Regions from separate parts of the Homo sapiens genome. Here all the other regions are linked to region 2. Evidence: read pairs that join two places in POLR2A ChIA-PET (ENCODE). Cell type or tissue: GM12878. All regions are shown on one strand. Links, peaks and the distances in the headings refer to the core of each region. The heading gives the core; the rest is flanking DNA. Region 1 has its middle 18 kb from the start of TLR10. Region 2 overlaps FAM114A1 (family with sequence similarity 114 member A1). Region 3 holds the start of LOC124900695 (a long non-coding RNA gene).

The links. ChIA-PET counts read pairs that join two places held together with the same protein. Peaks named below come from ENCODE experiments on the same cell type or tissue, not always from the same donor. Only the 100,000 strongest peaks of a DNase experiment are listed, where the experiment ranks them.
Region 1: POLR2A ChIA-PET joins it to region 2 with 9 read pairs; 2 of 35 experiments call an interaction of 5 or more read pairs at or near these places.
Region 3: POLR2A ChIA-PET joins it to region 2 with 5 read pairs; 2 of 35 experiments call an interaction of 5 or more read pairs at or near these places.

The regions. Positions count from the first base shown.
Region 1 is chr4:38,760,167-38,769,177 of GRCh38, forward strand. No RefSeq gene overlaps it. Among named protein-coding and RNA genes, the nearest start is that of TLR10, 18 kb to the right of the region's middle. RefSeq lists enhancers at 812-961, 982-1,151, 1,202-1,251, 1,352-1,661, 4,298-4,367. In GM12878, for the core only: CTCF peaks have their summits at 840 and 1,617; DNase peaks (open chromatin) are centred at 925, 1,595, 2,515 and 2,688; H3K4me3 peaks cover 2,872 bases; H3K27ac peaks cover 4,355 bases.
Region 2 is chr4:38,884,468-38,894,843 of GRCh38, forward strand. It overlaps FAM114A1 (family with sequence similarity 114 member A1), which reads left to right. Exons shown (of 15, transcript NM_138389.4): 4 at 7,276-7,363. Among named protein-coding and RNA genes, the nearest start is that of MIR574, 22 kb to the left of the region's middle. RefSeq lists enhancers at 247-416, 6,476-6,645. In GM12878, for the core only: no CTCF peak of the experiment used is centred there; a DNase peak (open chromatin) is centred at 4,874; H3K27ac peaks cover 710 bases.
Region 3 is chr4:38,812,890-38,823,265 of GRCh38, forward strand. TLR6 (toll like receptor 6) reads right to left here. Exons shown (of 2, transcript NM_006068.5): 2 at 10,008-10,376. LOC124900695 (a long non-coding RNA gene) reads right to left here and starts at 3,647. Exons shown (of 2, transcript XR_007058101.1): 1 at 3,521-3,647; 2 at 1,468-1,603. RefSeq lists enhancers at 5,499-5,548, 5,569-5,678, 6,724-6,843. In GM12878, for the core only: no CTCF peak of the experiment used is centred there; DNase peaks (open chromatin) are centred at 3,732, 5,702, 6,852 and 7,642; H3K4me3 peaks cover 1,121 bases; H3K27ac peaks cover 4,666 bases.

The DNA.
Region 1 (9,011 bases), core at 1-8,000, 130 kb before region 2:
GTGTTTGGTTACACGCATAAGTTCTTTAGCGGTCGTTTCTGAAATTTTGGTGCCCTCATAACCCAACCAGTGTACGCTGTACCCAATTTGTAGTCTATTATCCCTCACCCCCCCGCTCCCACCCTTTCCCCCGAGGTCCCAAAGTCCATTGTATCATTCTTATGCCTTTGTGGCCTCATAGCTTAGCTCCCATTTATAAGTGAGAACATGCGATGTTTGATTGTCCATTCCTGAGTCACTTCACCTAGAATAATGGTCTCCAATTCCATTCAGGTTGCTGCAAATGCCATTATTTTATTCCTTTTTAAGGCCTTCAGTTTATTTTTTTTAATGATATATGATAGTTTACATATTTATGGAGTACATGTGCTATTTTGTTATATGCATCAAATGTGTAATGATCAAGTCAGGGTATTTGGAGTCTCCATTACCCTGAGTATCATTTCTACGTGCTGGGAACATTTCATGTTCTCTCTTCTAGCTACTTTGAAATATACAATACATTGTTGTTAACTAGAGTCACCCTACTCTGCTATTGAACACCTCCCCCCGTGCAAAAAAAAAAAAAGGATTGTATTGCTCAGTTCATTTTTAAAGCCTTCTTTCTCAAACTTTACTGTGCATAAAATCCAGCCAGGATCTTGCTAAAATGCAGCTTCTGAATCAGTAGGCCTGGGATGGAGCCTGAAATTCTGCATGTCTGACGTCTCTCAGGTGATGCGAACGCTGCAGCCTGGTTTTAGCTGGAATATAGCTTTCAGCAATTCTCTGCTGTTGTTTCTAATTAGGGACAGGAGTGAGAATTAAGAAGACCAGAAAAATGGCCCCTTTCTGTGCCTTTAGGAGGTGATGAAGAGCAAGAAAAAAGAAAAATCAGAAACAACCAAAGAAAACCAAGGCAGCTTTCTCTTTCCATTCCAATCCCATGAGATTTGCGGTTCTGCCCTCGGAGACGACTGATTCAAGGTAGCAGGTGCCCCGGTCAAGATGAGTTGTGGAGAAGACCAGACCTTCCCAGTAGGTTCTTTCCCTGACACAAGGGCTCCTTCCAGATTTTGTTACAGAATTTACAACACATGAAGTGACCCGATGCTTCAGCAAGTGCTTCATGGCTTCCCCCAAAACCAAAGTCAGGGTTCCTGAGAGAGTGCCTAGAAAGTCGGGGTGGAGGTCGGGTGCGGTGACTCACGCCTGTAATCCCAGCACTTTGGGAGGCCGAGGCGGGCGGATTACGAGGTCAGAAGATCAAGACCATCCTGACCAACATGGTGAAACCTGTCTCTACTAAAAATAAAAAATTAGGTGGGTGTGGTGGTGCATGCCTGTAGTCCCAGCTACTTGGGAAGCTGAGGCAGGAGAATCGCTTGAACACGGGAGGCGGAGGTTGCAGTGAGCCGAGATCGTGCCACTGCACTCCAGCCTGGCGACAGAGTGAGACTCCATCTCAAAAAAAAAAAAAAAGTCTGGGTGGAAAGAACCAAGCTTAGAATTGAAGAAGTGTGGAGTCACAGGAAGAGGCGCTCTGCCGGCAGCGTTACTCTTGCATACACAATGAGATTTATTTTAATCCCATGAACTTCTGCTTTCCACAGTGAGAAGGCCCCGTGGGAAGCAACCAATGAAGTGAAACTGCTTCTACCCCAGTGCTGGGCGTCTGTAGGTATGGACAGGCCCTTGCTTTAAGGTAGATGCCCGCCGCAAAACGGGAAGTTGCATTATGGCTGCCTCCCGCTGGGGTTCTTTTTCTCTTGGTATTTTAATTTTTGTTTTTTGGATTTGGTTTGGTTTTTCCTCTTTAAGGATCTTCATATCATTTTTGTCGTTTTTGTTCTTCAGTCTGAAGCTGAGTTTTGAGACAATAAAAAATTCAAAGCCAAATTCGATCTTTTCAGTTTTTAATCTATTGTAATGATTCAGATTAAAGTTTCTCCAGCCACCTGCTTTTAAGGGTGAAGGAGGATGTTGGCTCTATGTTTTCTCCGAGGCTCTGACAATGGAGTTCATTTCCCACCTCTCCCAGGCGGCCTTAGGAGACAAACTTTCCCATTTAATTTGTAGAAAACATGGATCAGGGTGTCCCAGCTGTACCCAAGCCGGGAGTAACAGTTTGGCTTTTATTTGGGTAAATTTTACTCGTCTCCGTCTGTGTGCATGAATTGATATGCATAGGTGGGTGGAAGGAGGATTATTTGGGGGTTGGAAAGGAGAGGTGGGACAGAATAGGGACAGTGGAAAGGACGAGGTGCTGTGTCACCCTTCTTGCCCCCTTGGGCTGGTTTGGAACCCCCGCAGAGGGAGGAGTGAGAGCTGAAGAAATGGATTTCGTGAGCAACTCGGTGAGATGGTGGATCCCAGCATTGCAGCACTGGCATGCTGAGAGGTTGACACACAATTTTGAGGAGAGAAGTACCGAATCTACTGCTAGCTCCGTGGAACTCGGCATGGCTCCTCGTCACAAGGATAGTTGCATTTGGGATTACTGGGAGAAAGCACCCTTAGCATGGTCGTTAGCACCATTGAGAAAGCACCTTCATTCAGCAATGTCAGTAGTGAGAGACTCTTGCAAGGACCTGCAAAGGGCCCAGGGGTAGCTGCCGCGAGCTAGAGGGGAGTAGACTACGGCAGCATGGGGAGAGGAGCTGACAGGAAGCTGTCCGGCACCTGCGAGAATCTCAGGTTCGAATGGAAATATTCGTGTGCACGTTTGCAGGAGGGTGAGAGGCCCCGCTTCAGCAGGTGGGAGCCAGAATAAGAACTGGGGTCACTGATGCTGTTGTGCCTTCTTTGTAGCCTCAGGCTGGTAAGGATTGGTAGCATTTGGATTACACACGTCATGATAAGAATTGCTCTTCCACAACGAGATACCTCCATCCAAGAATAGGGTCTAGCAGGAACAAGTATGTCCATGTTACTACACATAGGAAAGAAACTAATTCTTCCAGTCACCAAGCTCTGGCTCTACCAGTGTAGCAGACCATCTGTGAAAGCAGACTCTGGGCTGGGCACGGTGGCTCAAGCCTGTAATCCCAGTACTTTGGGAGGCCGAGGCAGTTGGATCACCTGAGGTCAGGAGTTCAAGACCAGCCTGGCCAACATGGTGAAAACCCGTCTCTACTAAAAATACAAAAATTAGCCAGGTGTGGTGGTGCACACCTGTAATCCCAGCTACTCGGGAGGCTGAGGCAGGAAATCACTTGAACCCAGGAGGCAGAGGTTGCAGTGAGCAAGACAGCACCACTGCACTCCAGCCTGGGCGACAGAGCGAGACTACGTCTCAAAAAAAGAAAAAAAAAAAACACAGGCTCTGTCATCACAATCTTGCATTTCTGTCACTTACTAGCCATGAAACCTTGACTTCTGGTTGGGGACTTTATCTGTTAATAGGAATAATGATAACATTTAACCCTTGGATCTATGTGATTTAACAAGTATAACATCACGACAGACTTAGAACAGTGGCTGGCACATTTGAAATCTCAAAAAGGGCTGAGCATGGTGGCTCATGTCTGTATTCCCAATGCTTTGGGAAGCTGAGGTGAGAGGATCAATTGAGCCCAGGAGTTCAAGATCAGCCTGGGGAATATAATGAGATCCTGTCTCTACAAAAAAATTAAGATGTGAGCAGAGCATGGTGGCACGTGCCTGTTGTCCCAGCTACGCGGGAGGCTGAAGTGGGAGGAATGCTTTAGCCCAGGAGGTGGAGGCTGAAGTGAGCCATGGTCATGCCACTGCAACCCAACCTGGGCAACAGAGTGAGACCTTGTCTCTAAATAAATAAATAAATAATAAATCCTCAAGAAAGGTTAGTGCCTTGTACTGTTAAGTATACAAGGCCAGGATGTTAATGACAGCATCATGGAAACATTTTTCCTGAAATAAAAGAGCCAGAAAGAGGTTGAGGGCTCAGGGGTAGTGAGTCCAGGAATCAAAGACATCGATCCTAATGGAATATCTGAGCTAACCTTGCACAGATTCTTTCAGCAGCTTTCTCTGGCCTGTTTTTTCCCAGGGCCAAAGGTACTGCTGCCAGGAAAGACACTTAAAGTCCTTAGGTCTAGAAGGTTCCTGGGCATGACCAAAGATCTAACTTTCTTCACAGGGAGAACACAGTCTAATAATGTGGTGCCTTAACCCATCATGGCCTAAAATAATAAAGGCCTCATCTCCTTTCCATTTTTAATAAACACCACAGGAGGAACATCCAATAAACTTAATATGGTGGTATTAGAATGTGCCTGTTCCAATCTGTCAGAGCAACCCATCTTACCACTGAATTTCACCACATCATCCATTAGTACTCAAGATAAAAACTGTCCTGTTGCCAATGACTTCCTCCGAAACAGAAACAAATCATTGTGCAGCTAAAAAATCAGAAGCAATACACATTCTGGCTGCATAAGCCAAGATATTCTTCTTCTCAGGACTGTGTAGCACAGGGCCCCTGTCTATAAAATAATTTGATTAAAAAATATGTTTTGGCAGGGAGCGGTAGCTCACGCCTGTGATCCCAGCACTTTGGGAGGCCGAGGTGGGCAGATCACTGGAGGTCAGGAGTTTGAGACTAACCTGGCCAACATGGAGAAACCCCATCTCTACTAAAAATACAAAAATTGTTCCAGTGTGATGGCGTGCACCTGTAATCCCAGCTACTTGGGAGGCTGAGGCAGGAGAATCGCTTGAACCTGGGAGGCAGAGTTTGCAGTGAGCCAAGATTGTGCCATTGTACTCGAGACTGGGTGATAGAGCAAGACTCCATCTCAAAAAAAAATTGTTTTGTGGCCCGGCGCAGTGGCTCACGCCTGTAATCTCAGCACTTTAGGAGGCCTAGGCAGGCAGATTGCTTGGGCCCAGTTTAAGACCAGCCTGGGTCACATGGCAAAAACCCTGTCTCTACCAAAAAAGATACAAAAATTAGCTAGGAGCAGTGGTACATGCCTGTAGTCCCAGCTACTCAGGAGGCCAAGGTAGGAGGATTACTGAAGCCTTGGAAGTGGAGGTTACAGTGAGCTGTGATTGCACCACTACACTCCTGCACTCCAGGTTAGAATGAAATCCTGTCTCGAAAAAAAAAAAAGATTTTGAAATGGATGGACCCATGTGAGAGGTTCAGTGAGTTATTAACGAGAATTGGTACAGAAGAGTCATTTGCGTATTGTTTATTTTCCAGCTGCTACCTGTGAGGATTCTTTGCAGCATCCAAGCAACACCTCTTCCTGTTCAAACCCAGGAGCCATCTCTTCACGCATTTTATTGTCCAGTGTGCTGTTTTTGGTTAACTGTGTCTCTCACCAAGAAGAAAACAGCAGCAGTGTTGTAATTAATCACAAGGCAGCTCTTCAGAACCTGCTCACATTAAATGATGTAGGTCTTCTTGCCTCTGCAGTTCCCTGACAGTATGTTTGTAATGCTGGTTGAATTATTACTCATGCCGCCACATCATCCATCCACCCTAGCTTCCCATGACTCTCAAAGGTTGTTACTGTGCTTCATGAATGCAAGCCTTCCCCAGATGAGGCAGGGAAATGTGAGCCCATACAGTATTCATTTTCCGATTCTGTTAAGTTTACCATTCAGAATTTTATAGTAGAAACATAGAACTACCCACCATCCAGCTGCGTTTTCTCTTGGCCTCTTGAGGTGGTAACCACGGCATTCCTACCATGGAAGTACTTTTGGTTCTGACTGAACCCCTGCCTTCCACACAAGGGTAGGCAAGGGGTCAATGCAGAAAGAGGGAAGAGCAGTCCCGCTCCTGCAAGAAACATTCCTCCTCCATCAGGCACAGCTTAATACTGACTGGCAGAGCACCATGTAACCATGGGAGGCAAGACAGGACGTTGATTGGAAGGCCCATTGGTGTTCAGTTTTGAAAGTCATCCTTGAAGGACTGCCTGGCACATGGCTCAGAGCATGCAGCAATGGCAGCTATTGCCCTGGGTGCCCGAGGCTGGGAGCACAGGCGGGCGCAGGGTAAAGGACACCTGCCAGCACACCTGCCACCCTCAGGTGTTATAGACAAGAGGTGGCACCACAGTCAAAACACAGATGGGCATAGGTCCACACTGGTGGCTCAAGCCCAAGGGTCAGCGATGAGCTGCCGGTAGCCAATGCCCTGAAGTCATCTTGTGTTCAATGTGAGAGTCGCCCCAATCAACATGTCAGCAGCATTCTGGTGCCCAATCCTGGGTGGGCCTACACTGCTTTCCAGGCCACCCACCTCAAATGGGGATCCAACCACCAGTCTCTGAGAGAGCCCCATAGATGTGAATTACAGAGCTCCCCAGGATATCTGGTTAACTCCATGTTTGCGGTAGAGGGTCAGAGGTCATCTCAAAGGGGAGAAATAAAGACTGGGGTCCATACGGGTCTGCGTCTGGGCTGGGGCATCCTGCTTGGGGAACACTGCCAGTCCCAGCTGTACCAGGCCCTCAGAAGGACTTAGAAAGTTCAAGGGAGACCTTCCAAAGCACTGGGGCAAGGGGAGATCTGAGGCGTGGGCCCACGGCAGGGGCTTCATTGGCCCAGTGCTGCCCCTTCCCCTCTAAAAAGGCTGAGACAGCAAAAGAACAGGGGAAGTGGTTGGGGGTGGGGGAACCAGGTACCCCATTTGCAGTGATTCATATAATCTGCAGACTCCAAAATAGTTAAAGGGCTGCCCACAGCAAGCACCTGAGATCCAGCAGCTTCCAATAGGAGGAGGCAAAGAGAAGATTCATGAAGTGTGGGGTGGTTGGGGGAAGCAATAAGCCAGTGATGGCAGGTCCTAGAAAGTGTCAGCAAAAATACAGATGGTGAGGGATGCCCCCGATATGATTTGGCTGTGTCCCCACCCAAATCTCATCTTGAATTGTAGCTCCTATAATTCCCACATGTTGTGGGAGAGACCCAGTAGGAGATGATTGAATCATGGGGGCAGTTTCTCCCATACTGTTCTCATGGTAGTGAGTAAGTCTCACAAGATCTGATGGTTTTATACGGGGTTTCCCTTTTTGCTTGGCTCTCATTTGCTCTTGTCTGCCACCATGTAAAATGTGCCTTTCACCTTCTGCCATGATTGTGAGCCCTCCCCAGGCACATGGAACAGTGAGTCCATTAAACCTCTTTTTCTTTATAAATTACCCAGTCTTGGGTATGTCTTTATCAGCAACATGAAAATGGACTAATACACCCCCTTACAAGTAAAATCTGTATCCTTGATTTCCAACAATAAGCGCTGACACTGAAGGGGGCAGCCTTGGCAACAGAGGCCCTGCTGGACTTCAGAGGAGCAGAGGAGGCCAATCAACAAAGAAAATAAAATCAACACAGAAAGAAAATCCCTGGGGAGTGGACCTGTGCCAGGCACTGTTCTAGGCAGAGATAGAGACAATATCTGTGAGCAAAACAGAAAAAAATTTCTGCTCTAAAAGAGTTTGCATTCTAGTGGGGGAAGACAGGGAATCAGCAGGATAAAGAGAAAACTTAGAAGTAAACTTAGAAGATGGCAAATGCTATGGAGAAATAAAAAGCAAGGAAGGTGGACAAAGAGTGCTGCCATTTTCTACTAGGTCATCCAGGAAGTCTTCAACGGAAATGGGATTGGAGCAAAGATTTGAAGGGCAAAAAGAATACTGAAATAAACGTCTTGGGGAAAATGTGAATTGATTTAGAGTTCACTCCACTGGCTTTTCATTAAGTATTTCAAAATAATGACTAGAATGTGCATGTGTTGTTAGAGTATTAATAGTTACCCTTGAGGCTGCTTGGACACCACTAACAAGACAGATTCTGAAGACAAGAATCTCATTGTGAAGAGGCAGACATGGGCTGCTGTCGGGAGTTGTGCTAGCCAGGATCCCCCACCCAGCTTCCCTAACCATAATCCTGAACACCCCTACTGTTGGCTGCAACTTTGTCCTTGAACATCCAGAACGCAGTGTTGTCCAGCAGCTCAGAGCCCCCATCTGTGAAGGAGGGCAGTGTCTCAGCAGCTGGCTGTTGAATAGATGTACAGGTGTAGGCCACTTCCAGACCCACAGTCAGGAGTTTTTCATTGTGCTTGTCCCCTGGCAGGACTTCAGGATGCACTACCAGACCCACTCCCTATCTCAAGTGGGTCCTCAAGGAGCCCTGTCCAGGGTTAAAAGGATCAATGGCAGCAGCAAGTCATGGGTCACAGCACACCAGGTGGAAAATTGAGCTCAGGGACCAAGGTATGTATCCCCAGCAGGATGCTGGTGATTAAGTTGCCTTTGAAACCTCCAGGGGAGAACAGGCTCCCCATTATTCCCCATCCTTTACATAGAGAACATTTTCTGGCTCCTAGACCAGGGGTGGCTGATCTGAGGAGCAGCCCCCATTGCAAGTTACCGATGGCAAAAGAATGTTTTTTTCGGGGATAGAATCAGGTGGCAAATACAGGATGCTTTGGCCATGGAGGAAGACTGCAGAGAAAGCCTAGACCTCAAATGACTTTGGGGAATATAGACGGGATAATCAAAGTGCCCCATCCAGGGCTCTGTTCTTGAGAATTGCAATAGAAGGAATGAGAGAATAAAAATCAAATGCAAAAAGTAAAGGCCACTTGGTTGTGGATTGGAAGGAAAAACATTAGGAGTTAAAAGACTATGACCTTGGGCTTGGGTGGGCCATTTAAAATTCTAAAGCCTCAATTTCCCCATTTGAAAGTGAGAGTTATACTTGACAATCTCCAAATTCTCACCCACTTTTAATATGCCTAGTCTATGCTTCTCTTGAATGGTTCATCATAATAGATAAAGGAGTGAACTTTGGGGAACATTTGCCAAAATTTAGATGTAAAATTCCTTCTTCCCACTAATCTGTTGGGAATTCAAGGACTGCAATTCCATTTCAGTACAGCTCTCTTTGCCACATTTGCTGAGAGAATACAGACCATTCTCAACAACTCAACTGTTGACGTCCAGAAAGGATTGCAATTTATCTGTAGAGATGCTAAGAGATTGTGAAAGCCCCCTGAGGAATACACAGACAGACTTCACTTAAGAGTTCAG
Region 2 (10,376 bases), core at 1,239-9,238:
CCTCAGCCCTGGAAGGTTTCTGTCTCTAAGCCAGTTTGGTTGGGCACAGCTCTTAGGGTTTTGTTTTGCTTTTTAAATAGATTATGGTAGCTAGCAAAGAATTTATAGTACAATCTCACCACTACCACATTCTATAAGCGAAATCAAGTTTCAGATCACATTGTACCACACTGACATTTTTAAATGAAACGGTAATTAACAAGAGAGTTGAAAATGGTGTATGAGAACTCTTTCTCATGTAGGCTTGAGAACATCCCATTGTTTAGGTGCTTTGATCACCATCTTGAATGAAAGGTTTACTCAAGGCAACTGTCTGGATTTCAGAGCTAAGGTTTCTTCCCTGATAGCTGGCATCAAGTCACCAGAATTCCCCAGAGTTGAAAGATGGATGGAAGACCATTTACACAGGGCAAAATCCTTTGTAACACCCTATTCATATAAAACTGGGAGGAGCAGAAAATATACTTAACTATTTACACATCTTGAATACTTTTAAAAATTTTTATTTATATTTATTTATTTATTTGAGATAGGGTCTCCCTCTATCGCCAGGCTGGAGTGCAGTGGCATGATCTCGGCTCACTGCAACCTCTGCCTCCCAGATTCAAGTGATTCTCTTGCCTCAGCCTCCAGAGTAGCTGGGACTACCGGCATCTGCCACCATGCCAAGCTAATTTTTGTATTTTAAGTAGAGACCAGGTTTCACCATGTTAGCCAGGCTGGTCTTGAACTCCTGACCTCAGGTGATCCACCCATCACGACCTCCCAAAGTGCTGGAATTACAGACATGAGCCACAAAGCCCGGCCCCGTCCTGTTTTAAAAAAATAGTCTCTCTCTCTCTCTGTTGCCCAGGCTGGAGTGAAGTAGCAAGATCATAGCTCACTGCAGTCTTGAACTCTTGCATTCAAGTGATCCTCTTGCTTCACCTTACCAAATAGATAGGACTACATGTGCATGCCACCACGCCTGGCTAATTTTTTAATTTTTCTGTAGAGACCAGATCTTGCCATGTTGCCCAGGCTGGTCTTGAACTCCTGGCCTCAAGTGATCCTCCTGCCTCGGCCTCCCAAAGTGCTGAGATTATAGGAGTGTGCCACCGAAGCCAGCTCCTTGAATACCTTTATTTTTACCATCTAGAACCCCTTTCAGATATTGAGAATGCTAGTAAATAGTCCACCATGTGTACCAATTAAAACCCATTTTTGCAGTTAGGTGTGGTAATTGGTAAAGCATCAGATGTTACCAGATACAGATAATAGAACCTCTATAAATAGCTGCCTCCAGAGTATGGCTTTCCTGATTAGAATGCTGGCTGACCACCCTGGACTGTGCATATTTTATTGGAATGCTGACAGCACTTGGATTGTAGGTTAATTTGAGAAGCACCCATAATGTCACAATATGCATGTAGAAGCATTCTAATGTAAATAACTGAAATCATACTAAAAGATGGTAAAAAGGAAAAAAAGTGAGAGTCAGAAGATAGGCCATCAGAATAGAACACTCTAAGGCAGATGTAAAAGTGGGTGAGCTTTGGATGCTACCGAGAGGTCAAGTAAGTAATAAAAAGACTAAAATGAGTCCGTGGCTTTGACAACAGGAAGCCACTTGACCTTGATGAGAACGATTTCATGAAGTAGTGGCACAGGAGTCTTGCTGTGGAGGGAGGATGGACAAGGGAGGTGAATACAGAAGATAAGCACCTTTTTTTTTTTTTTTTTGAGACAGAGTCTCACTCTGCCTCCCAGGCTGGAGTGCAGTGGCACGATCTCAGCTCACTGCAACCTCCGCCTCCTGGGTTTAAGCGATTCTCCTGCCTCAGCCTCCCGAGTAGCCGGGATTACAGCATGCGCCACCACACCCGGCTAATTTTTGTATTTTTAGTAGAGACGGGGTTTCACCTTTTTGGCCAGGCTGGTCTCAAACTCCTGACCTCAGGTGATTTGCCCACCTTGGCCTCCCAAAGTGCTGGGTTTACAGGTGTGAGCTATGGTGCCCGGCCACTATAAGCACCTTTTTTAAGAGACAAAGAAGAAAGATGTGGAGCAGACACCAGATAAGTTTGAAAGACACATTTTGTTCATGTCGTGATTTTCATTTGTTGGCTTTAAGATAGAGGAATCATGTGCATGATTAAATGTAACCTATATAGAAAGCATGTATAGAAATGTAGCCTGGGCCGGGCACAGTGGCTCACACCTGTAATTCCAGCACTTTGGGAGGCCGAGGCGGGCAGATCACCTGAGGTCAGGAGTTCAAGACCAGCCTGGCCAACAAGGTGAAACCCTGTCTCCACTAAAAATACAAAAATTAGCCGGGCATGGTGGTGGGTGCCTGTAATCCCAGCTACTCAGAAGGCTGAGGCAGGAGAATCGCTTGAGCCCAGGAGGTGGAGGCTGCAGTGAACCAAAATCACACCACTGCACTCCAGCCTGGGAGACAGAGCGAGACTCCGTCTCAAAAAAAAAAAAAAAAAAGGAATGTAGCCTGTACAGGGAAGCAGCTTGCATAGAAAAAGGCCGAAAAGCTAGGAGAGAGTAAAACCAACCTAACCAGATCGGGAGATGTGTAGGTGGAGGTGCTATGGTACCTAAGAGGAAGGTGCATTTCCATAATAATGAGAGGGAGGAAGTAATTGTGAATCGCAGGGTAGTGTACTTAATTTGTGTTTAGATGGGTTTTTGGTGTAGGCCTGTGTATATTTTGTGCATAAAAAGAACTACTCAAATGTTTAATTGGGTTTAAACAATTCGTGTTCCATCTATGAAGATGACAAACTGAAAAACCCAATCCTTAGGCTTCACGTGAATCTCACAAATCTCACTGTTTAGAAGTCCAGCAAAATCAAACAGTCACTTTCAAGGTACTTTTGGTTAATGTTTGATTTGGTCCTTTTTACCAAGTTACACACGTTTAAATACTTTAAACTGCATTTATAATATATTCTACTTCCTTTTAAAGTACCTGAATTATCTACTTATACAAAACCTTGCTAAGTACTTAATAATTGTTATAAAGCTACTAAAATAAATTTACAGAGTTGACTTAAAGACTCTTAATAATGTGCGGAAACTTGGGATGATTTCAGCTTAAAATCAGAAGTCTAATAATTCAATTATTCATTTTTGATTGATTTTCAAAAACTGTCACTCTAATAGGTCAGATTCCTTCAACATTAGTAGTACAGAAAAGAACAAATATGCCCAAAAATATGAATAGCGTATCTTCCATGCTTTCAACCTTTCTATGTTTAATTTTTAAATCTTCCCAAAGTTGAATGATGCATACTTACCAAGGAAGAAAATTAGCTGGAAATAACTGAGGCCATTTTCAATCAGATATTTTGACAAGAGTTTCAGACTCCAGAGCAATTTTCATCCTCCCAGCTGTCATACTGACCCCCTTTTTAGCGTAGCTATGTCATGAGTTACAAAAATTAAAAAGTGTTGATCACCCTATGAGTTACAAAACTCACAGGTTTCATTGCCCACATCCCTGGATACAAGTTATACGCAGCACCTGATTCTTGATCTGCTCAAGGAAATAGAAGAACCAAGTTGCTCCTTCAGCTTTAAGATAAGTACATATGTTTTCCATCTAAATGATAAAGGCCTTTGAATTTGATGGAGTTCTGGGATTTTACTTTTTTCTATCTAATAATACCTTTAAACTTGATAGCTTAAAATAAATGCATTTTCTATTTAATGATAAAGACCTTTAAATGGGATACTAGATATGAAAATGTCTTTCCTATTTAAAGAACGTTGAACTTGGGCCAGGTGCAGTCACCCGTAATCCTAGCACTTCGAGAGACCAAGATAGAAGGATCACTTGAGGCCATGAGATCAAGACCAGCCTGGGCAACATAGTGAGATCCTGTCTCTACAAAAAATAATTTTTAAAAATTACCTAAGTGTGGTGGTGCATGCCTGTAATCTCAGCTACTTGGGAGGCTGAGGCAGGAAGATCACTTAAGCCCAGGAGTTGGAGGATGTAGTGAGCTATTATCATACCACACACTCCAGCTTGGGCAACAGAGCGAGACTCTGTCTCCTAAAAAGAAAAAAGAACTGTGAACTTGATGGAATCCTACATTCTTTCTTAGTACCACACAAAGGTTTAGATGTTTAAATGATTTCCAGTTGAGTTTTGAATATCCCTTTTGATTAAGCCAAATCTAATTTGCTGTTATAAGAGTTATGGGGAGCAGGCAGGAAGCTGAGAGAGTTCTCATCTGATGGCTTTTTTTCCTCTATGTATTAGGATGTGAAGTTGTCTATGGAAGGAGGTGGGAGTTATGGGGGAAGGGTGAGAAAAACGTCTTTAAATCCCTCTATTGGTAATAGGCAATCTGAGCAGCTCCATGCTGCCTGTTGTAGCATCTCCTAATTGTGTGACATTAAGTCCATTTAAAGTGGAGACCATATTCATGATGAGATATATTTATAATTCATGCTTAACATTTTTTATATTAAATATGTGTATTTAATCATTTGAATATTTACCATTTGATAACATATTTATAGCTGATCAAGAAGTCACAGCTCAATGTCAAAGGACTTTATTAATAAAGCAATTGAAGTAGTCACTTATTATACAGCAAAAAGTTCTAGACTCATTTAACATTTATTTCCATTTGCTAGTCAATTACCAGCTGTCAGAACATAATAAATATTATAAATTTGAGTCAGAAGCTGTCACCTCTAATTGTATTAACTCTTCCTAATCATAGGTAGTGATTTGTCCTGTGAAAGAATGATATTAATCACTGATTTCCATCTGTCTTCATAATGGTGTAAAATTGCTACTGGATTCCATTGCTGAAGTGAAGTAAATCAATGTAGACACCAAAAATGAAAGCAGGCAGTGATGAGTCATGAATATTTCCATTCATGTTAACAAGCTTCTCATTGTTTCCAGACAGAAAGAAAAAAAAAATGACAGCTAACTTTCAAAGCTTTTTGCTTCTTAGTCTTAAAAGCATAGTTTCTTCTTATTATTTCTAGCTCACACTTTTGGAGTACTTCTTATATGCCAGGCACTATGCTCGCAACATTATATGAATTATTTCTTTTGATCTTCACGAACCGGTGAGGTTATTGGTTCCTATACTTATGGCTCTTATGCCACTATTGTTTGCATTTTATAATGAGGAAATGAAGGCTTAAAACAATTTGAGTAACTTGTTGTCCAAAACAGTAGAGCCTGGAGTCAAACCCAAGCAATTTAACTTCCATAACTCAGTCTCAACCAGTACTCTACACTGATGGGTGGCATTTGAATCAGTTAGGAATGCTTTTGAGTCAAAGTAACTAAAATCCAACATATAGTAGTTCACAAAATAGTGATTTTTTTTCTCTCACTTAATACAAAGAATGGAGATAGGCAGCTACTTATGTTGGTTTAGTAGCTCAGCGGAGCCAGGACCAGTGACTGAGACTCCTTGGCCTTTCCCTTGAGGCAGCAAAAATGACTGCTTCAATTTGAAGCTTCAGGTCCACATTCAGGGCAGAAAAAAGAGAAGGGGAAAGAGTGGGCACTCGCTGTAACTATAATGTATCATGAAAGCAAAAACTTTTCCATTTATATATCTCATTGGTTGAAAACTGTTTCATATGGCCATCCTTATCTGCAAGGGTAGAAAATAACAAGGGAGGCTGGGCATGGTGGCTCACACCTGTATTCCTAGCACTTTGGGAGGCCAAGGGGGCGGATCATGAGGTCAAGAGATCAAGACCATCCTGGCCAAAATGGTGAAACCTCGTCTCTACTAAAATAGAAAAAATCAGCCAGGCGTGGTGGTGCGCAACTGTAGTCTCAGCTACTTGGGAGGCTGAGGCAGGAGAATGGCGTGAACCCGGGAGGTGGAGCTTGCAGTGAGCTGAGATCGCACCACTGCACTCCAGCCTGGTGACAGAGCAAGACTCCGTCTCAAAAAAAAAAACAAAAAAAAACAGCAAGGGAGTTGGGAGTTGGGGATGACTAATGGACCAGCTGTGAGTCAAAAGTTATGGAATCTACAAACTCTGTAGGAATTTTCCACTGCCTCCTTACTTTCTTTCTGCCCGCCCTTCCTTCTTTCCTTCCTTCCTTCTTCTCTTTTGAGTAAAAAAGAGCTATGATTCTCCATACAGGTAACTCATAGAATATTTATTCTTGCCTTGTTTTCTAGAATGTGTTCCCAGATAGAAAGAGAAAGCTGTGGTTCCCTACTTGAGTTAGGACTCATTGGTTGCAAGTAACAGAAACACGCATACCTGAGAAAATGGATGAGTTTCAGCCATTTATTCAACAAATATTTATTAAGCATTCATTATATTCCAAGCACTCTTCTAAGCTCTGAGAGTATATCAGTGAATAAAACATTTAAAAAAATGAACAAGAATATGAGAGAATCTCATAGAACCCAAAGATCAGAAAGCAGCAGGGCCTTCAGAGGGACAGAAACCAGGGACTGAGAAGCTGTCAGGAATCCAAACAGCAGCTCTAAGCCAGTCTCCATTCTGCTCACTCTGCCTTCTCTTAATTCTTAGTCTGCGTGGTGGATATAACAGGGTCATCCACATAGCCTGAGTTTTCAACTTCTGTTCATGCACACAGTTCACACTGAACCACAGTCTCTCAGTTCCAATTCCAAAAACCTAGGCAAACGAATTGGAATCCACTGAGGTCAGGGACAGTCTTATCCCTGTGTTATAGGAGTCACTATGAGTGAAGCAGGGCACCTTGAATCAAAGGTTTCTACCTTGCAAGCCTTCCTGTCACTACTGCCCATCCATCGCCAGGTGTATTGACGCTTTTTAGACACTTTGCCCATCATCCATGCCAAAGCACCTGCCTACTGCCCCAGAGTTTAAAAGTTAACTCTACCTTGAAGAGCACATTTTTTAAGCCCTGTAAGAATTGCCTGGGTCCAGATCATTTTGAACTTTTTCAAATCCCTCTTGTGCCCTCATGCGTATCTTTTTCCCATGCAGCCTTTTCCCTGTCTTCTAAATAATAAGAGAGAATCGAGGCTCAGTTAACATCAAACTCCCTTCTCACTTCAAACCAAGCCTTCAGAAGCCAACATCAGCACTAATCAATTTGGTTCCAAAGTACACATTGCAGTGTGGTTTGGGATATTCTTTTATGACCCTTATAAACTATAAGCCAATTAGATACGGTTGTTGGTGATTCTTTTCCAAACCTCCTCTTTGTTTCAAACCAATAGGTGTTTTTCCATTCAGAGATATACTGAATTTCTGACCTGTGGCTAATTTGTTTTTCTCCAGGCTGTGGATTCCCCTCCAAGTGGAGGAGGATGGGCAGGCTGGGGATCCTGGGGCAAATCTCTGCTGTCGTCAGCATCTGCCACAGTAGGTAAGCATTGTATGTTGCATTGGAATAGACAAAGTACCAAAGCCTAATAGGATAGGACGTTTTGATCGTACTGTATACTAATAGAGTTTAACATTAGCCCGTGAGCAAACCATGTTTAGTGCTTACTATTCTAAGTGCTTCATTTATTCCTCCAATACATTTGTTCCTCAAAATAACCCTATATGGAGGAACTGTTGTTTGCTGCACTTTACAGGTAAGGAAGCTAATCAGAGAGAGACTAAGACCTTGACCAAAGTCAGGAATGTCTGGGTTGCAATTTAAAAGCCAAGTAGTATGGCTTTTAGCCACTATATTATATGGTCTTTTAAAGTATAATATATTCTTAAAGCTTCGTGTTTATCGTCCCACTTGAATTTTTTTAGTGCACAACGCATCTACTCCCAAAAAGGATTTGAGATATCTTGATAAAAGGCATTTCATTAGCAGGATATTACAATATAAGGAGAAAACAATGTGCTGGTAGGGAGGATACATATTTTATACATCCCATGGCTAATAGAGTTTTTGTAATTGAGTATTGACCTCAACTCTGAGCTTCTTGGCTGCCAGTACATTATTTATTTCTCTTTGAAAACAAAATTTTAATTTAAATAAATATATTTTTCTGGTTTTAAATTTTTAAAGAAATTTCCTGTATTTGTTCTTATACAAAGAGAAAATATGATGGACAGTGTAGTGTCTTCCTGAGTGCAAATTTGTCATGATATTCTTCATGTTACCATTTCTTATATTCTCTCTTCATGAGAACTGAAGGTATAACATCAATATGTCTAAGATAATTTAGCAAAGGCATTTCATCTTGAAGGTGGAAGATAAGAAGATAGGGGAAGCCACAGGTAACAGAGTTTTCACATCATCCACTTCAGGTATTCTAAGGTGCAGTCCATGGCCATGAGGACCTTGCGATAGGCCATGAATTGGTCCACTTCACTGTTACTCCTAAAACCAGGAAGGTCTTCAGGCCTTTTGCCCCACCCCAGTGGACCATGACCACAGTGTTAAGGGCCAGATATCTAACTTGACAGAGCTTAGGCTGCCTGGAAGAATGGATAGATTGCATTCCTCTAATTCCATCTCTGTCAAATATCAGTTTGCTCAGGAAGGCTCTGGGAAGAAGTAGCAATGGCCAAATAAATGTTGACCTCTCTGGTAAGCCTGGAGAGCAGATTTTCTCTATTGCTTATTAAGGGGATGGCTATGCCTTGAGTACCACATATGCAGATGACAAATTTAACTAAATTCAAGTAGAGGCGCCTGTTTTGTTTTCTGAACAGGATGCTATCTCTTCACAAGGGTGAGGACAAGCACCTGCAGGCATCCTCTGTCCTTGGAAAAATGTTTGAACTTAGTGGCTATCAAAAGGATCTTGCCACTGGTGGCACTTAGAAGTGACATGCTTTCTAAGCCAAAAACTAAAAAGGAGGTTCTAAAAGATTGTTTTAATTGGAATAAGTCATGAAAAAGTAAATAATATGGTCACTAAAATTATACAGCTCTTCTCGTGGTTTATATCATAAAACAGTCATGTGTCCTGGATGTTTCCAGTTTTAACCGCATCCAAACCACTCTGGTTTATAATGAATTGGTGGTTCGAGGGTTCTAGTATAGATGGAGGACTTACTCTTTCATTAAACTTTTAAATATAAGTTCCTGCCACAGTAAACACAGAAATCATCTGCTCTGTGGTAGCAGCTATAGGTGCTCTCTGTGCACACTTAAAGGTGCATCTCCCTGTAACTGCTCTAGCCCTGGTTGGTCAGACCATTTGCTGTTGTTTCTCATTCAGTGTCTGTACCTCATTTGACTTTGGGCTTTGTTGGACCCTCCCAAGGTTTTCTGTCCATGAACTGACAGCTCTCCCATTGAATTTACTATCCAGCACCTTCTTAGGTGTCTTGCTATAATCTGACCTTTGCACACATGCAGCTTTGGTTCCAGTGGATGGTGCTCCAAGGCCTCCGGGTTTTGTCACCTGGTTCACATGTAACCAGTAGATGGCGCTGACTTTACTGCTTAAAAAGTGGGATGTGGCCAGGCATGGTGGCTCACGCCTGTAATCCCGGCACTTTGGGAGGCCGAGGTGGATGGATCATTTGAGGTCAGGAGTTCAAGACCAGCCTGGCCAACATGGTGAAAACCCATCTCTACTAAAAATACAAAAATTAGCTGGACGTGGTGGTGGGTGCCTGTAGTCCCAGCTACATGGGAGGCTGAGACAGGAGAATTGCTTGAACCCAGGAGGTGGAGGTTGCAGTGAACAGAGATTACGCCCCTGCACTCCAGCCTGGGCAATAGAATGAGAGTATGTCTCAAAAAAAAAAAAAAAAAAAAAAAAAAGCAGGGTGTGATTTTTCACAGCAGGTCCCTTTTGACTTGATCCGACGTCATTGTCTTAATCTGCGGCCTGTGCTTGTGTTTGGGGTTGCTCTTAAAGTTTCTCTGTGTCTGAGCCACCATGCAGATAATAAATACTGCATCTTGTTACTCTCACAACAATTTATAAATTGTGATGGTTCGCATCTGGCTCTGAGTAATCATTGATCCAGAAGAGCCTAGAGAGGTAAATTCCTGTAGGCCATCATGAGCATTGTGCCAGTCACATGGTCACTGTGCCATGAAAAATAATATCCCGCTTTTTAAGTAGTAATGTCAGCACCATCTACTGGTTATATTTGAACCAAGTAACAAAACCTAGAGGCCTTGGAGCACAGTCCACTGGAACCAAATCTGCACGTATGCAAAGATCAGATTACAAAAGGACACCTAAGAAGATGCTGGATAGTAAATTCAATGGGCGAGCTGTCAGTCCGTGGATGGAAAAACTTGCCACTTTTCTTCTAGGGTGAGTAAACACGTGGTTTCTCTGAGAGTGTATGACATTTGCACATTCCTCATGCAATATCAGAATGAAGTTCAGTATACCCTCTTGTATTAGTTTCTGTTGCTATGTAAGGAATTACCACAGTTAAAGAGGCTGAAAACAACATGCATT
Region 3 (10,376 bases), core at 2,143-10,142, 71 kb before region 2:
TTTTTATAGCAGCCCAAATTGACTAAGACAAGCAGATTTCTAAGTATTTTCTATAAAGAAAATAATGTCATCTGCAAATAGAGGCAGTTTTACTTCTTCCTTTCCAATATGGATTCTTAACTCCTAATTGCCCTGGCTAGTACCTCCAGTAAAATGTTAAATAGGAGTGGTGAGAGCAGGGCCAGGCACAGTCGGTCACACCTGTAATCCCAGAACTGTGGGAGGCTGTGGCAGAAGGATCACTTGAGGCCAGGGGTTCAAGATCAGCATATGCAACATAGGGAGACTCTGTCTCTACAAAAATAAAAAAAAAAAATACCAAAATTAGCCAGGCATGGTGATGTGTGCCTAAAGTCCCAGCTACCCGGGAGGCTGAGGTCGGGGCATGGCTTGAGCCTGGAGGTCAAGGCTGCAGTGAGTTATAATCACACTACTGCTCTCCAGCCTGGGTAACAGAATGAGATCTAGTTTCAAAAAAATGTAGTGGGAGCAGACATCCTTATCTTGTAGCTGATGTTAGGGCAAAAGCTTTAAGTATATGTTTTACCATTAAGTACAATGTTAACTGTGAGTTTTTCCATAGATGCTTTTTATCAGTTGAGAAAGTCCTCTTTTATTCCTAGCTTGTTGGGTGTTTTTATCATGAAGGAGTAGATAGTATGGTTTCTTAATCAATAAGGAAGGAAACAAATGCTGTGGGCACAGTGTCATAATTTGTGAGGTGCTTCTTGCAGTGAGGTTAGCACTCACATCAATTGTGCAGAATAGTGATCTTCCTTTCCCTCTTTTCCTCCCTACTGCCCCTACACAATCCTATAGTTTCTCTTACCCACCTGATCCTAGAACTTCAAAACTGCACCCTGTAAACGTGTTGGGAATGAGAAATGTCATCACATTTACATTTACCTTTTAATAAATTCTCCCTTAATGATCTAAAGTTTTCCAGTCAAATTTTTGAAATTGCCACTGATATATCAGTACCTGAGTAAATATTAGGTCATGACCAGCCACCCTCAGCTCTGTCTGAGCAGAGATTTGCCCTTTGCATTTCACAAAATGTTATAAGCACCTTTGTACACAGTCGTGGTCTGAATCTTTTACTATTGCTTTAGGATAAATTTCTGGGAAAGAATGACTAGGTTGAAGGACATGAGCATTGTCATGTTACATAGCACCAAGTGCTCTCCATAAAGTTTGTTCCACTTTACCTGCGCTCCAAGAGTGTGCTGGGGTAGACATTCTACACATCCTCCACAAAAATAACATTATAGAGAGCTGTCAATTTTATAGATGTAGAGTGACATCTCATTATTGTTTTATTTTTTTTTTATTATTGGCAATATGTATCTCTTTAGTGAATTACCTGTTCATGTCATTTACCTATTTTTCTTTCAGGGTTCTGTTTTTTACTATTTAATTGTGTAATAGTCCATTCTTGCACTGATGAAAAAAATACCTGAGACTAGGTAATTTATAAAGGAATGAGGTTTAATTGGCTCACAGTTCTGCAAGCTGTACAGGAAACACAGTGGCTTCTGATTCTGGCGAGGTCTCAGGAAACTTACAATCGTGGTGAAAAGTGAACAAGAGAGCAGGAACATGGCTGGAGCAGGAACAAGAGAGAGAGAGAGAGGAAGGGCTACATGCGTTCAAACAACCAGATCTCATAATATGATAACTCACTTACTCACTAACATGAGAACATCACCAAGAAGATGATGCTAACCCACTCATGAGAACTCTACCCCCATCCAATCACCTCCCACTTGGTCCCACCTCCAACATGGGGGATTATAACTGGACATGAGATTTAGTGGGGACAGAGATACAAATTATATCATTCCACCCCCAGCCCCTCCAAATTTCATGTCCTTCTCATATTGCAAAATACAATCATCCCTTCTCAACAGTCCCCCAAAGTCTTATCTCATTCCAGCATTAATTCAAAAGAAGTCCAAAGTCTCAGCTGAGACAAGGCAAGTCCCTTCCACCTATGAGCCTGTAAAACCATAAGCAAGTTAGTTACTCTTAAACAGCAAGGGTACAGGCACTAGGTAAATACAACTGTTCCAAAAGGGAGAAATCAGCCAAAAGAAAGGGGCTACAGGCCCCATGCTAGTCTGAAACCCAGCAGGGCAGTCATTAAATCTTAAAGCTCCAAAATAATCTCCCTTGACTCCATGCCTCACATCCAAGGTACACTGGTGCAAGAGGTGGGCTCCCAAAGCATTGGGCAGCTCCTCCTCTGTGGCTTTGCAGGGTTCAGTCCCCACAGTTGCTCTCAAGAGCTGGTGTTGACTGCCTGCAGCTTTTCCAGGCACAAGGTGCAAGTTGCCAGTGGGTCTACTATTCTGGGGTCTTGAGGACAGTGGCCCTCTTCTGACAGCTCATCTAGGCAGTGCCACAGTGGGGACTCTGTGTGGTGGCTCCAACCCCACATTTCCCCTCCACACTGCCCTAGTAGAGGTTCTCCATGAGGGCTCTGGCCCTGCAGCAGGCTTCTGCCTGGACATCCAGGCTTTTACATACTTCTTCTGAAATCTAGGTGGAGGTTTCCAAGCCTCAACTCTTGCACTCTGCACACCTGAAGGCTTAACACCACGTGGAAGCTGCCAAGGCTTATAGCTTACACTCTCCGAAGCAGTGGCCTGAGCTGTACCTGGGCCACTTTGAGCCATTGTTGGAGCTAGAGTGGCTGGGATGTGAGGAGCAGTGTCCCTGGGTCTGGTCCAGGAAACCATTCTTCCTTCCTAAGCCTCCTTAGGCTTGTGATGGAAGTGGCTGCCTCTAAGGTCTCTGAAATGCCTTTGAAGCCACCTCCCCATTTCTTGGCTATCAGCATTTGCCTTTCTTTTAGTTATGAAAATTTCTGCAGCCTGCTTAATTCCTCTCCTGAAAATGGGCTTTTCTTTTCTACCATATGGCCAGGATGCAAATTTTCCAAACCTTTACACTCTGCTTTCCTTTTAAATATAAGTTCAAGTTTCAGGTCATTTCTTTGCTCACACATAGGAGTATAGGTTGTTAGAAGCTGCCAGGCCACAAGTTGAACGCTTTGCTGCTTAGAAATTCATTCTGCCAGATACCCTAAATGGTCTCTCTCAAGTTCAAAGTTCCACAGATTCCTAGGGTAGGGACTCAATGTTTCCAAGTTCTTTGCTAACACTTAACAAAAGTGACCTTTGCTCCAGTTCCTAGTAAGTTCCTCATTTCTATATGAGACCTCCTCAGCCTGGACTTCATTGTCCCTGTCACTATCAGCATTTTGGTCAAAACAATTTAACAAGTCTCCAGGAATTTCCAAATTTTTCTTCATCTTCCTGTCTATTTCTGAGCCCTCCACACTCTTCTAACCCCTGCCTGTTACCCAATTCCGAAGCTGCTTCCACATTTTCAGGCATTTTTATAGCAATGCCCCCTTCCTCAGTACCAATTTTCTGTATTAGTTCATTCTTGCACTGCTATAAAGAAATACCTGAGACTAACTAATTTATAAAGAAAAGGGATTTAATTGGCTCACAGTTCCACAGGCTGTACAGAAAGCATAGTGGCTTCTGTTTCTGGAGAGTCCTCACAGAGCTTTCAATCATGATGGAAGGCAAAGGGGGAGCAAGGTGTCTTCCACAGCAGGAACAGAAGCAAGAGAGAGTGTGGGGAGGTGCTACATACTTTTAAACAACCAGATCTTACAATAACTCATTCACTCACTATCACGAGAACAGCACTAAGGCAATGATGTCAACCCATTCATGAGAACTCCTCCCCCATGATCTAATTACTTCTCACCAGGCCCCACATTCATTTTTATATAAACAAGTAAGTTCCCCTTTTCTTTGCTATTACTGTCTTTCAGATGTGTGCTGGTAAAGCAGTTTCAAAAGAAAAGTCTGATTTGTAGCATTTGCTGATATCTGCAGTGTCAGTATTCCCGCTATTGCTGAGGGCTAGCTACCAACTAATTTTTTGGCAAAGCTCTTGAATATTTTATTTTTATTTATGTATTTATTTATATTTAATTTTATTTTTTGAAATGGAGTTTCGCTCTTGTTGCCCAGGCTGGAGTGCAATGTCATGATCACAGTTCACTACAACCTTTGCCTCCCAGGTTCAAGTGATTTTCCTGCCTCAACCTCCCTAGTAGCTGGGATTGCAGGCATGTGCCACCATGCCTGGCTAATTTTGTATTTTTAGTAGAGATGGGGTTTCACCATGTTGGTCAGGCTAGTCTCAAACTCTTGACCTCAAGTGATCCACCCGCCTTCGCCTCCCAAAGTGGTGGGATTACAAGTGTAAGCCACCGTGCCTGGCCCTGAATACTTTAGAATCAGATTTAACAAATCTGTGCAAGCAAGCTCCAGCACACCATGGCTACCCTGGTTTTAGATTTAGAAAGTTTTTCTCCATAACAAGATAAGATAGATATACGTGTATCTGTTCTTCGCAAATGTATTTTTTTAGTTTTTTTAATTTTCAATTATCCAAGTAATAAATGTTTACTGTAGGAAAATCAGGAAATATAAATAAATTTTAAAATATTTGAATAAGCAGTAATCTCACCAAATAGAATCACACCAATATCATTTTTAGAGCAACCATGCAGTCATTTTTCTCTATATGTTAACATTCTTTAGATTCTTGGCTCCTACTGCAAATTGTGGTTCAGAAAATTTATAACAATTTATCTACTTACACATGCCCAAGTGCATGCACACACACATAGCATCATACTACGTATACTGTTTGTAATATGCTTTTCTTAACCTATAATCGATCATAAATATCTTTTCATGTCAGTAATTATCCATTTACAATTTCATGATTATTGGCTGGATAATATTCCTTTTTATTTATAATGCAATTTTTAATATTTTAGTTTATAATGCATTTTACCAATCTTCTGTTGTTGGACATTTAAATTGCTTCCAATTTTCACAATTAGAAACAATTCTGCAATAAGCAGCAATGTTTCCTTGGGATGTGTATGAACAATTACTTTTATTTTTATTTATTTATTTTTTTTGAGATGGAGTTTCGCTCTTGCTCCCCAAGCTGGAGTGCAATGGCATGATCTCGGCTCACCACAACCTCCACCTCCCAGGTTCAAGAGATTCTCCTGCCTCAGCTTCCTGAATAGCTAGGATTACAGGCACGCACCACCACGCCCGGCTAATTTTGTATTTTTAGTAGAGACAGGTTTTCTCCATGTTGGTCGGGCTGGTCTCGAACTCCCGACCTCAGGTGATCCACCCACCTCGACCTCCCAAAGTGCTGGGAATACAGGCATGAGCCACTGTGCCTGGCTGAACAATTATTTTTTTAATATATATTCTATAAAGTGGACTTTTTGAACCAATAGACATAAACCCATACCACTATTCTTTGCCTTTTTTTCTATTACTATAGATGAAATGTCTTTTTTATTAATTATTTAACCCAAATTTAGGATACTTTTTTTAGATTGCTCATCTGCCATATAATTCAATAGCCTATCAACAATGTGGTTTCTCTTCTCATCTGTTGGTTGTACTGATTACATAATAAGGTGTTGACTGGAACTTGTCCTATGACTTGGGTCCAAAACTGAAGACAAAGAAGTATTATGTACCACATTCTATACAAAGCTGCTAGCAACTGAAGCATGTCCCCCGGGGCATTCTAAGAAGCAGTAGAACCAGATAGCACTGTCCACAGCATCGCCTCACCCTACCTTCCCCCATTCACCTGAGAATGCTGGGGAGGGTGACAAGAGAGTCAGCAGCACCAGGAGATGAGTGTTAATGATGTAAGCCTGCAAGCTCTTCTCCCTATGCAAGAGATGACATCTCTTTCTCAAGCCAAGTGAAGGGGAAATAACAGTAAAATTACTCTTAGACACGGGACAGGCAGATCAGGCATTTCTTTCCTCAAGAGGATTCTTGTTTTGATGCAGCAATGTGTAGGATCACCCTCTGAGGTTGATCCCCCTGCCCATCTGAGCAGTATTAGAGAACATTACACGTGCCCCCTGGGGGTTCAGGAGTGTAAATTAGTAGAGCGACTGGTGTCTACTCTGTTGGAGATTTCCATTGGACCAACCCTTGCCAACTGGCAATTAGAGACTGTGGTATCAGGTACCTGGGAAAGGGGGTGTATCTCCACCTCAGCATCCCATGGGCCACACACACACAAAAAGGCACAGGAGGGCTTCATCAGCTCCTGTGGCTCCATGCAAGGGAGAATGGAGGCCATAGGATAAGACCAGAGCTATAGGAAACAGAGACATCTGGTCATCCTGAGCCCTTGAATGATTTTGTGGAATAGAGACAGCTTACCTATTCTAGACCTCTTAGCTATACTTTTTTCTATTATATGAGAAAGAAATAAACCTCAATCTTATTTAAGCCTCTGTATTTGAGGTCTCCCAGTCCTGCAGCTTAGACTGTACCTTAATCGACACAATTATAGAAAAGGATATCTGCCTTCTTACCACTCATCCTTGATCTCCACTTCAGGGAGCTAGATCTGGGAGAGGGAGGGGCAAGAAGAGTGTATCTCAGATAAACCATGCCTACCTCCAAAATATATGCCAAGGTTGAGCTACAGACCTAGCCTGTGACATGCAGAAAGAAGATGAGTTTTAGATGAAGATGGAGATTTAGAATTTTAAACTAGATTGGAGTATCAGTATCTCAAAAGGACTGCAGAAGTATTAAATCTGCTCAAGATATCACTAAGGAGTGACAAGAGGGGAATTTCAGAATCCAGTTGATGGAATGACTGAGAAAAATAAACACTACTTCACATTTGGACTAGATGATGTTGAGATTCCTCATAAACTAACCGTAATTGAAACTCTCAGAAAGTCCCTGTGGTTTTAGAAATCCCCTCAGGTCTTTTACTCCCTGTAGTTTAGTCTCATTCCTTTCTAATCAAACCAGTCCCCAGAAACCTAGACAGAAATACCTCCTCCTTTCCCCATATTTGTGGTCTCATTCTCTTTAAAACTCCCACACTCTCACCGTTTATATCCCGGGTCTCCATCCACTGTCTCTTTCCTGTGCTCTTACACCCATCCACTCTATTCTCTTTGCCTATTACTCCTTTCTTTGTACCTCTGACTTTCCAAGCAGCTTCTTTTAGAGTCTTCACTCTTTCCAGGATAACATTTCTTTTCTGCTGCCACACTCAACTGAGTCTCCAGGGCATCAGAGCTGGTCATGCCAACTCCAGAGGACTGGGTTGAATAGTGTCCTCCACCCAACCTCCAAACATTTATGTCCATTTATTTCAGATTTATTCTGAAATCTCAGAATGTGACCTCATTGAAAAAAGAGTCTTTGTAGATCTAATTAAGTTAAGGACCAAGATGTGATGGCATCAGATTAAGGAGGCTCCTAAATCCAACTAGAGTGTCCTTGTAAGAGACAGGAAAAAAAAGACAGAGACTTGGAGGAGAACACCATGTGAAGACACAGGCACAGATTATTGATTATTTAACCCAAATTTGGGATACATTTTTTTAGATTGCGCATCTGCCATGTATGTCAATAGCCTACCAATAATTTTGGTTTCTCTTCTCATCTGTTGGTTCTACTGATTACGTAATAGGGTGTTGACTGGAACTTTTCTTATGACTTGGGTCCAAAACTAAAGACAAAGAAGTATTATGTACCACATTCTATAGAAAGCTGCTAACTACTGGGGCATGTCCTCCAGGGCATTCTAAGAAGCAGCTGATGCATCTGCAAACCAAGGGACGCCAAGGTTTGCCAGCAACTACCAGAAGCTAGGAGAGAGGAAAGGGATGATTTCTCCCTGACAGCCTCTGGAAGGAACAACCCTGCCAACCTTGATTTCTGACTTCTGCCTTCCTGAACTGGGAGAAATATATTTCTGTTGTTTTAAGCCACCCAGTTTGTGGTAATTTGTTTTGGTAGCCACAGGAAACTAACACATCCAGCAACACTGCCAATTTGATGCTTTCTTCGCTCATGGTATTCTTTCACTTCCAACTTTGCACCCACTGTGCCCTCCCCTTTGAAGGGTCTTCCCAGCCACATGCCCAGGACCCTTCCCAGCCACATGCCCAGGATCCTCCTGATGAAAGATCTTTCATCAAGGCTCATCCTAGCAGCCCTCCCTGGTCACTAACCTAGGTTTCTTATCTCTTTTGCTATGGTCTGGATGTTTGTGTGCCCCTCAAAATTCCTATGGTGAAATCCTAACCCCCAAGGGGATAATACAATCAGCCCTTCATATCCATGGGTTCCACATCCATAGATTCAAACAACCATGGATTGAAAATATTCAATAAATGAATAAATAAATAATAACAATATAATAATACAAAATAATAAAAATAAAAGACCATACAGTTTAACAACTACATAACATTTACATAACATTTACATTGTATTAGGTATTGTAAGAAATCTAGAGATGATTTAAGTATATGAGAGGATGTACATAGGTTATATGTAAATAGTACACTTTTTTTTTCAGAGTCAGTGTCTTGCTCTGTTGCCCAGGCTATAGTGCAACGGCATGATCATAGCTCACTGCAGCCTGGAATTCCTGGGCTCAAACAATCCTCCCACCTCAGCCTCCTGAGTAGTTGGGACTACAGGCATGTGCCGCCAGGCATGTATTTTTTTTGAGGAGGTGGGGTCTCACTATGATGCTCAGGTTGGAAGTATGCCATTTTACATAAGGGACTTGAGCATTCACAGACTTTGGAATCTACAGGGCTCCTGGAACCAATCCCCTGTGGATACGGAGAAAGAGCTGTATTAAGAGTTGGAGATGTTGGGAGACAATTAGGTCATGAATGTGGAGCCTTCATGAATGGCATTAGTGCCCTCCCCCAGGTGAGGATACAGTGAAAAGACAAGCCATCTATGAACCAGAAAGTGGGCCCTCGCCAGGCACCAAATCTGTCAGCAGCCTGACCCTGGACATTACAGCCTCCAGAACTATAAGCCATAAATTTCCATTGTTTATAAGCTACTCAATTTGTGGTACAGTCATGCAGTGCATAACAATATTTCACTCAACAGTCATGGCCCTATAAGATAATAATGGAGATGAAAAATTCCTATGGCCTAGTAACATTGCAGTGCAATGTATTACTCACATGTTTGTGGTGATGCTGCTGTAAACAAACATACGACACTGACAGTCATATAAAAGCACAGCACATACAATTATGTACAGTTCATAATACTTGATAATGATAATAAGCAACTATGTTACCGGTTTCTGTATCTAGTAGACTATAATTTTAATCATTATTTTAGAGTGTGCTCCTACTTATTTTTTTAAAAGCTAACTATAAAAATCCTCAAGCAGGTCCTTCAGGAGGTTTTCCAGAAGAAGGCATTGTTGTTACAGGAGATGATGGCTTCATGCATGTTATTGCCCCTAAAGACCTTCCAATGGAACAAGAGGTAGAAGTAGAAGACAGTGATATTGATAATGACCCTATGAGTAGGCCTAGGCTAGTGTGTGTGTGTCTGTGTGTGTGTCTCAGTTTTTAACAGAAAAGTTTAAAAAGTGAAAAATAAAAATAAAATATTTTAAAAATAGAAAAAACAAAATAAAGATGTAAAGAAGGAAAATATTTTTATATAGCTGTAGAATGTGTGTTTTAAGCTAAGTGTTATTGCTAAAGAGCCAAAAAAAAATTTAAGGCAAAAAGTTGATAAAGTAAAAACATTACAATAAGCTAAGGTTGACTTCTTACTAAAGAAAGAAAACAATTTTAATAATTTTTCTTACTAAAGAAAGAAAACAAATTTAATAATTTTTGTGTGGCCTATATGTACAATGGGACTTATAAAGTCCACAGTGGGACATGGTAAAGTCCACAGTAGGATATGGTAATGTCCTAGGCCTTCACATTCACTCACCCCTCACTCACTCACTGACTCACCCAGAGCAACTTCCAATCCTGCAAGCTCCATTTATGGTAAGTGCCTGTATTCGTTCATTTTCATGCTGCTGATAAAGACGTATCTGAGACTGTGCAATTCACAAAAGAAAGAGGTTTATTGGACCTACAGTTCCACAGAGCTGGGGAAGCCTCACAATCATGGCAGAAGGCAAGGAGGAGCAAGTCACATCTTACATGTCAGCAGGGAAGAGAGAGAACTTGTGCAGGGAAACTCCCCCTTAAAGAACCATCAGATTTCATGAGACCCATTCGCTAACAGGAGAACAGCACAGGAAAAGACCCGCCCCCATGATGCAATCACCTCCCACTGGGTCCCTCCCACAACACGTGGGAATTCAAGATGAGATTTGGGTGGGGACACAGCCAACCCACATCAGTGCCCTATACAGGTGTACCATTTTTTATCTTCTTTACCATATTTTTACCATACCCTTGCTATGTTTAG